Linked DNA regions of Homo sapiens: region 2 is linked to region 1. The links are chromatin contacts, found by Hi-C in ENCODE. All regions are on one chromosome and are shown on one strand. Each heading gives the region's core, a stretch centred on a gene start or an enhancer-like site at or near the end of the contact. The rest is flanking DNA. Distances are from core to core; before and after follow the strand shown. Region 1 holds the start of OR2T1 (olfactory receptor family 2 subfamily T member 1). Region 2 holds the start of OR2T2 (olfactory receptor family 2 subfamily T member 2).

Region 1 (4,917 bases), core at 824-3,323:
TAGTGCTCCTCTAAATATTCTAAAAATATTAGCATTTGAGTCAATTGCCCAGAAAAAGAAGTTGCTATTGAGAATAATGATGATGACATCGTGGAGTTTATTTTGCAAAGTGTCATGCTAAGAAGTACTTTGTAACTATTGACTCCCTGATCTTCACAATAAAACTAAGAAGTGAGGAGCTATAAAAGCCCCTCTCACCAATGACAGCATTGAGGGTAACGTGTTGGTGGTCACGGGGTCTGTTAGTGCCAGGAGTGTTTGGACTAGATAGTCTCAATTCATTATATATTCATACACATGGCATTGTGTATATAGGAAGCTTTATATGGGAATAGCAGCTAGACATTTACTGTAATTAGCAAATAAAATGTACCAAGCATGTGAACCTGCTAAATTGTTAACAATGTAATAACTAATGTGACTAATGAAAATTAGTCATACTTGAGAGTAGATCACATAAATTATTATAATCAGGATTGCTGTTTTATGGATATAAACTATGTGTACAGATATACACACATATATAAAAATGTACACATAGATACATCATATGTATATTTTATATATATATATAATGTATATTTTGCTAATTCAGAATATTTGGTGTCAGGTTTTATACATTTTTATGATACTATGTACAATGTCATCATTACTTACAACCTCCCTCATTTTACTTTTTTTAGGTTTCATTAATGGAACCTATAAAAATATATTTCTAAAGGGAAACTCCTCTCCAGTTTATGTCGCAGCCTAAATATTAGCAGTATTTCAGCTACTTCCACACTTCCTACATTTTCGGTTTGACTTTTATCATGCGATAAGACACCAGAAACAGAGGGAAAATCATGTGCTGCTTCACAAAGTCAAACAGTGGTCTCTGCTGTCTGTTCACCCTTACTCCCATTTTATACACACACACACACACGTATATGTAATAGCACAGGGACATACATATTGAGGTATAACTCACCGATGATTTTTGGAAATTGGAATTTTTCCGTAGCTCTGGCAATTAAGAAAAACTGAGGGACTGTTTTATACAATTTCAGGTTACAGTAAAATCCACAACAAACTTCAAGAATATAAAGGATGATCTTTTATCCATTATATATATATATATAAGTATATACATTCATAATTTCCTCCCATAGATTTATATATGTATATATGTAACTCTTCTGTGGTTCTAGCTTTTTCTATGGCCAGCTAGCCCTGCAAACCTAGCAATGCAAAGGGAAATTCTAAAGTCTACTCCATTTTGCAGCCAAGTGGCCTTACTTTTCCTATCTGCATACAAAAGATCTAATTTATCAGAGAACAAGCCCTCCTCAAAGTAAATTATGATTTTAAGTAAAATGTTTTGTTAAATTTATTATCTGCTCTCTCACTAGAGTGAGCACAATAAGTAACTATACTTGTTGAATATCTCCTGGGCATAGATCATACAGCTTTGCTATGGTTTAGTACACATAAAAATAATCAGAAAATGTTTGGAATGATTCTGTGACTTTATATAGGCATTTGTTTCTGAAATGATGAAGGCAACATACAGTAAAACAAAATTTAGAATTAAATGAATTGAGTTCTTCCTCTGGTCACGACATTAATTAATTCTGTGACCTTGGATTATCTTCCTAAACACCCTGAGCCTCAGTATCTGCTTATATTAATTGATATAATAAACATTCAGGGTTACTTTAAGAATCAAATAAGAAATTTATAGTTACAGGTGCAAATATTTTATACAATACCAAGTAAAATGTAAGATATCTGCAAATTATTTCAAAACTATTGGTAAATGGGTGCAAATTCTCAATCTCTCATTTAAGCAATCTACATATTCAACTAAAATCTATGAATTTAAATTGCAAATACCTCCTGATCTTCAGAAAAGGTCTGTAAACCCAGGTGCTCCCAGTGAAGTTACATCAGCAGTTAAAGTCTATCTTTTCCCCCAAGTATCCTTTGACTTGAAAGGATTGTTACTTAGTAGAAATTCTCAGAAAAAACTGTGCATTTCAATTAAGCTTGCAGAACATCTAAATGCCTTTGAAGAGCAGAAGTATGCTTGGCCTGCAAATTTTGAGAAAATTATTTTTAAAAAGTTAGTGGATAAAATAGACATAATTTTATTGGATAAAATTGTCTTTTAGGCCTACCTAAACTATTTTTTATTGCATAATACCGTACACCAAGAGATAAATCAATGCATTTATGTTATCCTGACATTTGTAAATATTCTGTACTATTTTATAAGGCGTGCATGTTGGTTGAGTAGGGATGGCCGCAAATATTTTCCTCCCACATCACTACAGTTTGAAGGTAGGACACAATGCTTGCCCAGGACTGTGATGATCTCCAAGCCCATCCTTTAAATCAAGTGACAAGATAATTCCTAACTTGTAAGTTGCAGCCTTTGCTTGCTTCCCTATGACCACTGGTGAAGTTTCTGCCAAAGAAAAGAGCAAGCTCCATGCTCCTTCAATGCAGCAGCCTTGTTAGGAAGCTCTGCATTAGCTTAAATTAAAGCTGCTTCATGCAGGATTCTTCCTTGCCTTCTGAATCTGCTTGGAACCAGTTTTCTCTCTTTGCAACATTCAACATTTCATAATGTGAATATGACTACAAGGTTTTCTGTCCTCCTTCTCTATACCGGTCACACTTCTCCAGTTATTTTATGCATTCATGTATGAATTTTTTTCCAAAGTGCTCAACTTCCAGGTATTTACTGGGGATAGCTTTTGCAATGTCTATTTTAGAATATAATACCTCAATTTCAACAGATTACTGTAGGTGTGGTTTTTCCTGTACAGAATACACTGGCAATATTACTTTTCTGTTGTTATCGCAGACACATTGAGTCATTACATACACATTCAAACTTACAGTTACCTTTTCACATGAGAAGTTCTCAAGACAGGTCAATACAGTGCTGTGCAATTTTGAGACTAAATACAAAAATATATGTTCCTAGTTTTTCTCCGTGTTCCTAAATTCTGTTTAGTATTTCAAAAAGTTGGAATCATTAAGAATGAACTCATATTGAAATAATAATCATACAATTATTAGATAATAAAGCACTAATGTACTCTGACAATTTTAGAGTAACTTAGAACCACATTCTTCAACCCACACACACCTCCTACAAGACCCATAAAGAGACTACACACTAGAATAAACCCCTCTACTAGAGAGACCTGTTATTTCTGATGAGAGTTTATTTTATGCTTGGTGTGATGGACACTAAAAAAATGCCTGTGAATCACTGGCAAAGTGGATCTGAGAAATCCAGGTGTCTGCACATTCTTTGAAATCATTGTGGAAAAAAGGATTTTTAAAATGCTTGCACGTTTGACAGTCAGGCAACGAGTCTATGTTGGAAATTAGAATGCCTGTAGGAGTCTGCCTTACGTCAGCTCTGTGTCTTTAATGCAAGCATCTTCAACTCTCCAATCATCAGTGTTCTTATCTGTAAAACGAGGGGAAGGAGATAAAGACAATGCACTGTTCAGAGATTCAGGAAGCCTGGTTCATAGTCTGTACTTTAGAAACTAGGAGTAAGTACAGGTTTTTCCTTTAGATCTTTTGTGCCTTTCGAACAGTATTGTCCTTATCCTATCTAATTCATAAGACTAAAGTTTGCTTAAATTATTTTTTTAAGAAAAGCAGCAAACATTTAAGAAAAGATTCTTTGCACTGTTACACTCAATGGCATCCTTCTACCTGAGATTTACAACACTCACTCCATGTAATTCCCACAGATAATCAGACAGGCACTCTTTTTCTCAATGCACTTGCATTTGGCATGGAGGGAATGGGACAGTCATTCCTCATTATACTTGTGCCTGAGATTTCCAGCCCAGGAGTTGCAGACAACTCTGCCTCAACTTTCTTAGATCCAGTTTACGTAAATCTTGTTTATGTCATATAAAGAACGTAAATTCAGTCAGACCACAATGAAATGTTCTGGCAACCCGGTCATTTGCATATGCACCAAATATTTAAAGTGCTACTATGAGGAGGAGTCAGTCTAGGTGCTCATCAGCATTTGACTTCTTACCTGTGAAATTCCTGCATAATTCCAAAAGACCTGGATTTTCATTAAGGGAATAGGAAGAGTGGAACAAACAAAGTGAGTCTAAGTACAGCAGAAGCTCCTAGATGATCCATTTTAATTGCCTAATTTTACTGAGGGATGTTGCATCATTTAGACAAAACCTTAACTATTAAATCCAATTATTTAATTTTCAAAGAGCTTCATAAAGTAATGTATTCATGTGTTCTATATGTTCTCACATTTCTCATATCTCCTCTCATCCATGCAATCTGAATGCCACCCACTCAAAACAGCATGTGACACACATCACTAAGTAGACATCAAGGAATACAATATACATAATTTTCATAAAAATTATCCAAATATCTAATTTTATTCCAAACTGTATTCCAACAAAAGATGATTATCTGTCACTTACAGAGAGCTGAATCTGTCAGGATAGCCATTCAGAGTAGTAGATAGAGAAGGTTATGTATAATTTAGTAAATCAAAAACTTACTGGCAAACTACAACAACTTTATGTAACTAAACAAGCGATGAAGAACTAAGACTTTTTAGAAGGTTGAAGGTGATATTTTGCTAGAAGGAAAAATGATTAGATTTAGTAGACTTAAATTCTCATCTAACTTATACCAAGAAGAAAACACACAAAGCAATTCATAGTCATTGGTACCCACAACAGGAAATCCTTCAACATCTAGGCCATCTGGATGCCAAAGTGCTGTCAGCATGTTACCCTGAAGATCCAGTATGCATAGATTTCTAATTTGGATTTATGAACTTGGCATGACTGAAGGTATCCTTAGCAACTGATGATGGAGTTAGGACAAAGAGAGACATGCAACAAGTTTATTAGGAGC
Region 2 (4,917 bases), core at 2,418-4,917, 43 kb before region 1:
GAATTCAGCATGACTAGAGCTATGAGAAGTATCTGCCAGTGTCCTTTCTGTGGCAATAAAGCTGCTAACCAGAACTGATCTTCTCCACTTGACACAACGTACCTGTAAAGCTTGAAAGGGAAGGGTTTTCCATTCCATCCTTAGAGACAGAATGCCTGAAGCACAAACACATTCCGTGTTCAAAACACTCACCTAGCACTGGGTGAGCTATGAAGATTGATAGAACTGACAATATTCTTAAGGGGCACATAGTTAAGTTTGATTAATGTATCATATCAAAAATCCTCATAGAAACAGATCATTTTAAGTCTAAAGTGGGGATTTCTAAAAATGAAAATATATTGGGGACTTTTTAAAGGTGTTTAGCCACAAATAACAGCTAATGCCATTGTGCTTTGCTCAGCTGTCAAATTGCTCTGGGGATGACACGCATAGTTACTTCTCCAGACCTCAGTGTTCTTTCAGTAAAAGAATGGCATGTCACCAACATGTTACTAATCCTAAGTGCCACATAGCTCTAAGAGTCATCGATTATTTGTTCCTGAATGAGAAAAAGGGGGCCAAGGATAGTATATTGGGATCTTTCTGCTTTGATTAAAGCTTATGAGAGAAGATAATGGTGTGGAAGGCACTAAGAGACGGAGGAAGAGAAACAGGAAGTTTGGTATTCCCCAAACCATAAACCAATAGGGCTTTACGTGTGCCAGGTACTTTAGAAGTTTTACATACATGAAGTCATAGCAAACCAGAAGATGCTATGCATCAGTTTGAGTAGTGGACAAAGGTACAGTTTCCCCTTATCAGTGGGAGACAGTTTTCAAGACCCCCACTGGATATCTGGAACTGCAGACAGTACTGAGCCCTATATATATACCATATTTTATCCCATGCATACATACCTATGATCAAGTTGAATTTATAAGTTAGGCACAGTAAGAGATTAACAATAATAAAATAGAATACCTAAGACAATATACTGTGGCTATAACTTTTTCAGTTTGATGTGACAGCAAAACTTGCATAATTTTTTCCTTCATGATTTCAAAGATAAAGTTTTTCTTAATATAGATCTTGGCAAAGTCAGCTTATGAGGGTTTCTCTCTCCTTAAGTCAAGAACTTTCACCTTTTTAGTTAAAGCAAGCACCTTACAGCCTCTCTTTGGCACATCTAAATCGCCAGCTTCACTAACTCCATCTCTTTGGAGCCATTAAGAAAAACTGAGTTACTTGAACACAAGCACTGAGTCCGCCACAGTCGATTTGATAACCTAGACAGCTACTGAATGACTCAGGGGGTAGCATAGACAGTGTGAATCAACTACACAGAGGGATGATATTTCCACCACACTACTCAAAATGGTGGGCAATTTAAAATTTGAGATTTTTCATTTAATATTTTCTACACATGGTAGATAGCAACCTGGCGGATTGCAGGTTAACTAAAACTATGGAAATGAAAGTGTTAAAGAGAGGAATACCATGTCAGAATTCTTTACCTCAAAGGTTCAACCCTAGGGCTAGAGACTGAAAGGATCTTAAAGCATGAAACTTTTAAAGAGCATCTAAGTGATCACTGCTTTGAAAATAGTGGATCACAAGAACCAGGAGAAGACAGGAGTCAGTTCAGTTAAACAGTGCAATAGTAGAGAGGGAAACCGGTCTGATTCCGAAACTCGAGACTGAAGGAGAGAGGACATGATCAGAGACAATGTAAATAATGTCAAAAGGCTCGCAAATGGGAATTAGCAGGCACTAGGGGTGGAAGAGAGAGGGGAGAGTCCAGTCTAACTACAGCTGAAGAGCCCGTGGAGAGCTGAGGTGTGTGGGGTGGAGTGCGGCTGGAAAGTGAAGGCAGGGAGACCAGAACTCAGCGTCGAGAAATAAGGTGCAAATGGGAGTTGTTTCAGTCAGAAAGTTACATGCTGAAATAAGGTACTTATGAAAGATCCACCTGGCAGTTTTAGTCTTGAAAGCAAGATTAATATTAATTGCTACTCATAAGTGTTCATAGCCACAGTGGGCTTTGGCCAGGAACTCCTTTTCTTCTTCTACCTACACAAGCTACTCCTGTACTCCGTCTGCTTTTATGAATGAACGCATTTGGACCTTGCTTCCTACATTAATCAGATTTTATCCCCTTCTCTCCACAGCAACGTAGTATCCAATGATGTGAATTTCTCTTTTCCCTTACCTTATCTCCAGTTCTAATTACATACTGCCTTAGTTACCACCCCCCTTTATCTGCCTATTTATTTAAATGGTAACTGTTTTCATTCATGGAAAAGTAGTCTACTTTCCCTCCCATCCCAACTGACAATTTGGAAATTTTCAGTGTGGAAAATTAGGCATAAGATAGAAGTTTTCTTGGCTTTAAAAAAAAAAAAAAAATCAGCACTATAATGGCATGTAGGTGAACATTTACTGAACACTTACTATGCCAGAAGTTAGTTCAGTTTGAAGAATACAGGTTTTAATGCTACATGCCAACTTACCTAAACTACATTGTCAAGGATATCACCAATGGACAAGAAAGAAAGAAGTACATCTGGTTTCCTGGAGCATTGAGAGTAAAAGGTCTAAATTCCAAGCTGCCAGCAGGAGGGCTGTGATGTGGATGTGCAGGGGAATGCTTCTGGGCAGCAGTGTCAGTTCGTGTGGTGGCAAATAGAAATCAAAGGATCTGGCATATGGCCCATCCAGTCCACCCTGCTAACGCTGTGGAAGAGGAAATGGAGAGTAAGGGAATGGAGGATTACACAGGAGCAGCAGAGGCGAGGTGAGGCGAGGCGAGCCCATCTAGTCCACCCTACTAATACTGTGGAAGAGGAAATGGAGAGTAAGGGCATGGAGGATTACACAGGAACAGCAGTGGTGAGGTGAGGTGAGCTGAAGCAAGGGGCAGACACCTGCAACTATAAACACAATGCACTCATTATTATACCCCTACAGCCTGAGCTTCCAACATGTCCACATCTCCCCCTGGGCTCCAGTTACTCAGCTCAACAGGCTTTTATATGCCATGCTAAGATGGCTTCTAGGAGACCTCTAATAGTTTTATTAAAAAAAAAGATCTTAAGGCACACGTGGATGCCTTATGGGTTCAATAAAAGAGGAAGGAGGTTAAAATGAAAAAAAAAAATCATGATTTCCCTCCAAGCATGAAGTCTTCAGCCACACCTAAATGCATATGAACGGAGCAATTAATCATTTAACTTAAAATGTAAATTAAAATTTTAACAAAATATTCAGAGGGCAATCTATGCTTATCCAATAGTATGCACCCCTGCTACCAATTAATTCTGAAACTTTCTCATTGTGAATACCAAGCACATTCTTCTAACTGTCGGCTCTTACATGCCATTTTCCTTCAGTAAATCTATTCATGTTCTTCTAAACTATTACATTTCCCTTAGCTTCCCACGTTTCATGCTAAATGCCCTTTTCCAGTTGTCTGCTTGCCAGATAGTGAATATATGTTATTTATGCTTAATCTTGAGAAGACCACTGCCTCAGTTATTAGCAGATAAGCTCACAGTAGTAACGTGGCCTTCTAATAGTTACAGAGTAATACCTGAAGAAAACATCCCAGTATCTGGGTGATGTTCTGTTTTTCATGAAGATCTAAGGATCCTACCTCAGAGAAGCTGGGTCCAAGTCTTTCTAAAGCAGTAGTGGAATGTCAGACTTCTTATTAAATACATTGTGTAGGGGTGAGGCTAGGTCAAAAAGTCTTTTCACTAATAGAGTCCCACATCCCCCAGGAAGAATTCCTGGGTTAGCAATTAATCCAAGTTGACTGGGTTTACCATGAACTTTAGAAGCAGCCTGTCCTTTCTTGCAGAGGGTGCATTGTTTTCCCAAGTGAAGGACTGGAATCGTTTCTTGGTATTTCATCATGAAAATGTCTTACTGAATCTTGGCATCTCTCCAGAGAGATTTTAAAGGCAGTGATGTGGGGATAAGAGCCTCGCTCTAAATTGAAAATTAGATTTTAAATTTCTTTAGAAATAGAGGCTATGACAAACTAAAAAAGCTCTTTCTCAAAAGTCACTGGCCTCTTGTTTGGGGAGAAATCTTTAAAGTTATAAATAAGTGTGAACCAAAAAGCATTGGAGCCAAGTCTCAATCAATGTAGATGTTTCTGGTGCCAAGGTTGAGGATGCACCTGGGAAAAAGGAACACAATATGACAGGAGCATCTGAGATTTGTGCTTCTTCCAAAGACGGTTGGGAGACTTCAATATTTAAAAGGGAAACAGTGGGCATTAGAGGAAAAAAAAGAAAAAGGAAGTGTGAATAAATGAAGTAGTTTCCTTCTTTGCAGGCTTTAATCAGTGTTGACTGAATTCGCACTTTAGATGTGACAGGAGAGGGTTTAGAGGAACACTCAACTGGGCGTTCATCTCCTGCTCAGTGAATCTGGATTGTATATAAGATAAGGTACACAGTAGAGGAAGCAGTCAAATATGCATTTGTTTCAGGGGAGTGGAGGGATGACTCCCAGGCCTGTCTTTGTCCACTGCCTGTCAAGATAAGCCATTCATTTACATTGTCAGCATGACAATTCAAGAGAATGGTTTTCGGGTAAAGATCTTTGGGCCAGCAAGGAATTTCCTTGCTAGCAGATTGTGAGGGAGGTCCCTTGGGGAGGTATGTAGCCTTCTACCTGTGTAGCTGTCCATTCCGGAACAGTATGGAATCTGTAGCCATACAGTCGGGAACAGATATGGAATATAGTTTTGCATGACAGAGTTCCCAAGCTTGACTTTTCCCTTTGGCTTAGTGAGTTTGGGTCCCAAGAGATTTTCCTTCTACTTTCTCCTATCTTCTATTTTCACAAAAGTGGCATTTGTCACTTAGGTTAAGTGTTTTTCAGAATTATTTGTCTTACGTGTACTACAGAAGAATATTGACCTCA

What was found. Hi-C counts contacts between places; a loop is a spot of excess contacts on that map. Pooled maps may share reads with other maps.
Region 2: a map of GM12878 shows a loop between it and region 1 (2.1-fold over the local background). The contact joins the promoter of OR2T2 here to the promoter of OR2T1 in region 1. A Hi-C loop is called at or near these places in 1 of 168 maps with a recorded cell type or tissue (GM12878), 1 of 37 single-sample maps with no recorded cell type and 2 of 50 pooled maps.

The regions. Positions count from the first base shown.
Region 1 is chr1:248,400,204-248,405,120 of GRCh38, reverse strand. OR2T1 (olfactory receptor family 2 subfamily T member 1) reads right to left here and starts at 2,073. Exons shown (of 2, transcript NM_030904.2): 1 at 1,876-2,073. RefSeq lists a silencer at 4,667-4,867.
Region 2 is chr1:248,444,387-248,449,303 of GRCh38, reverse strand. OR2T2 (olfactory receptor family 2 subfamily T member 2) reads right to left here and starts at 3,667. Exons shown (of 4, transcript NM_001004136.2): 1 at 3,635-3,667; 2 at 2,493-2,715; 3 at 1-110.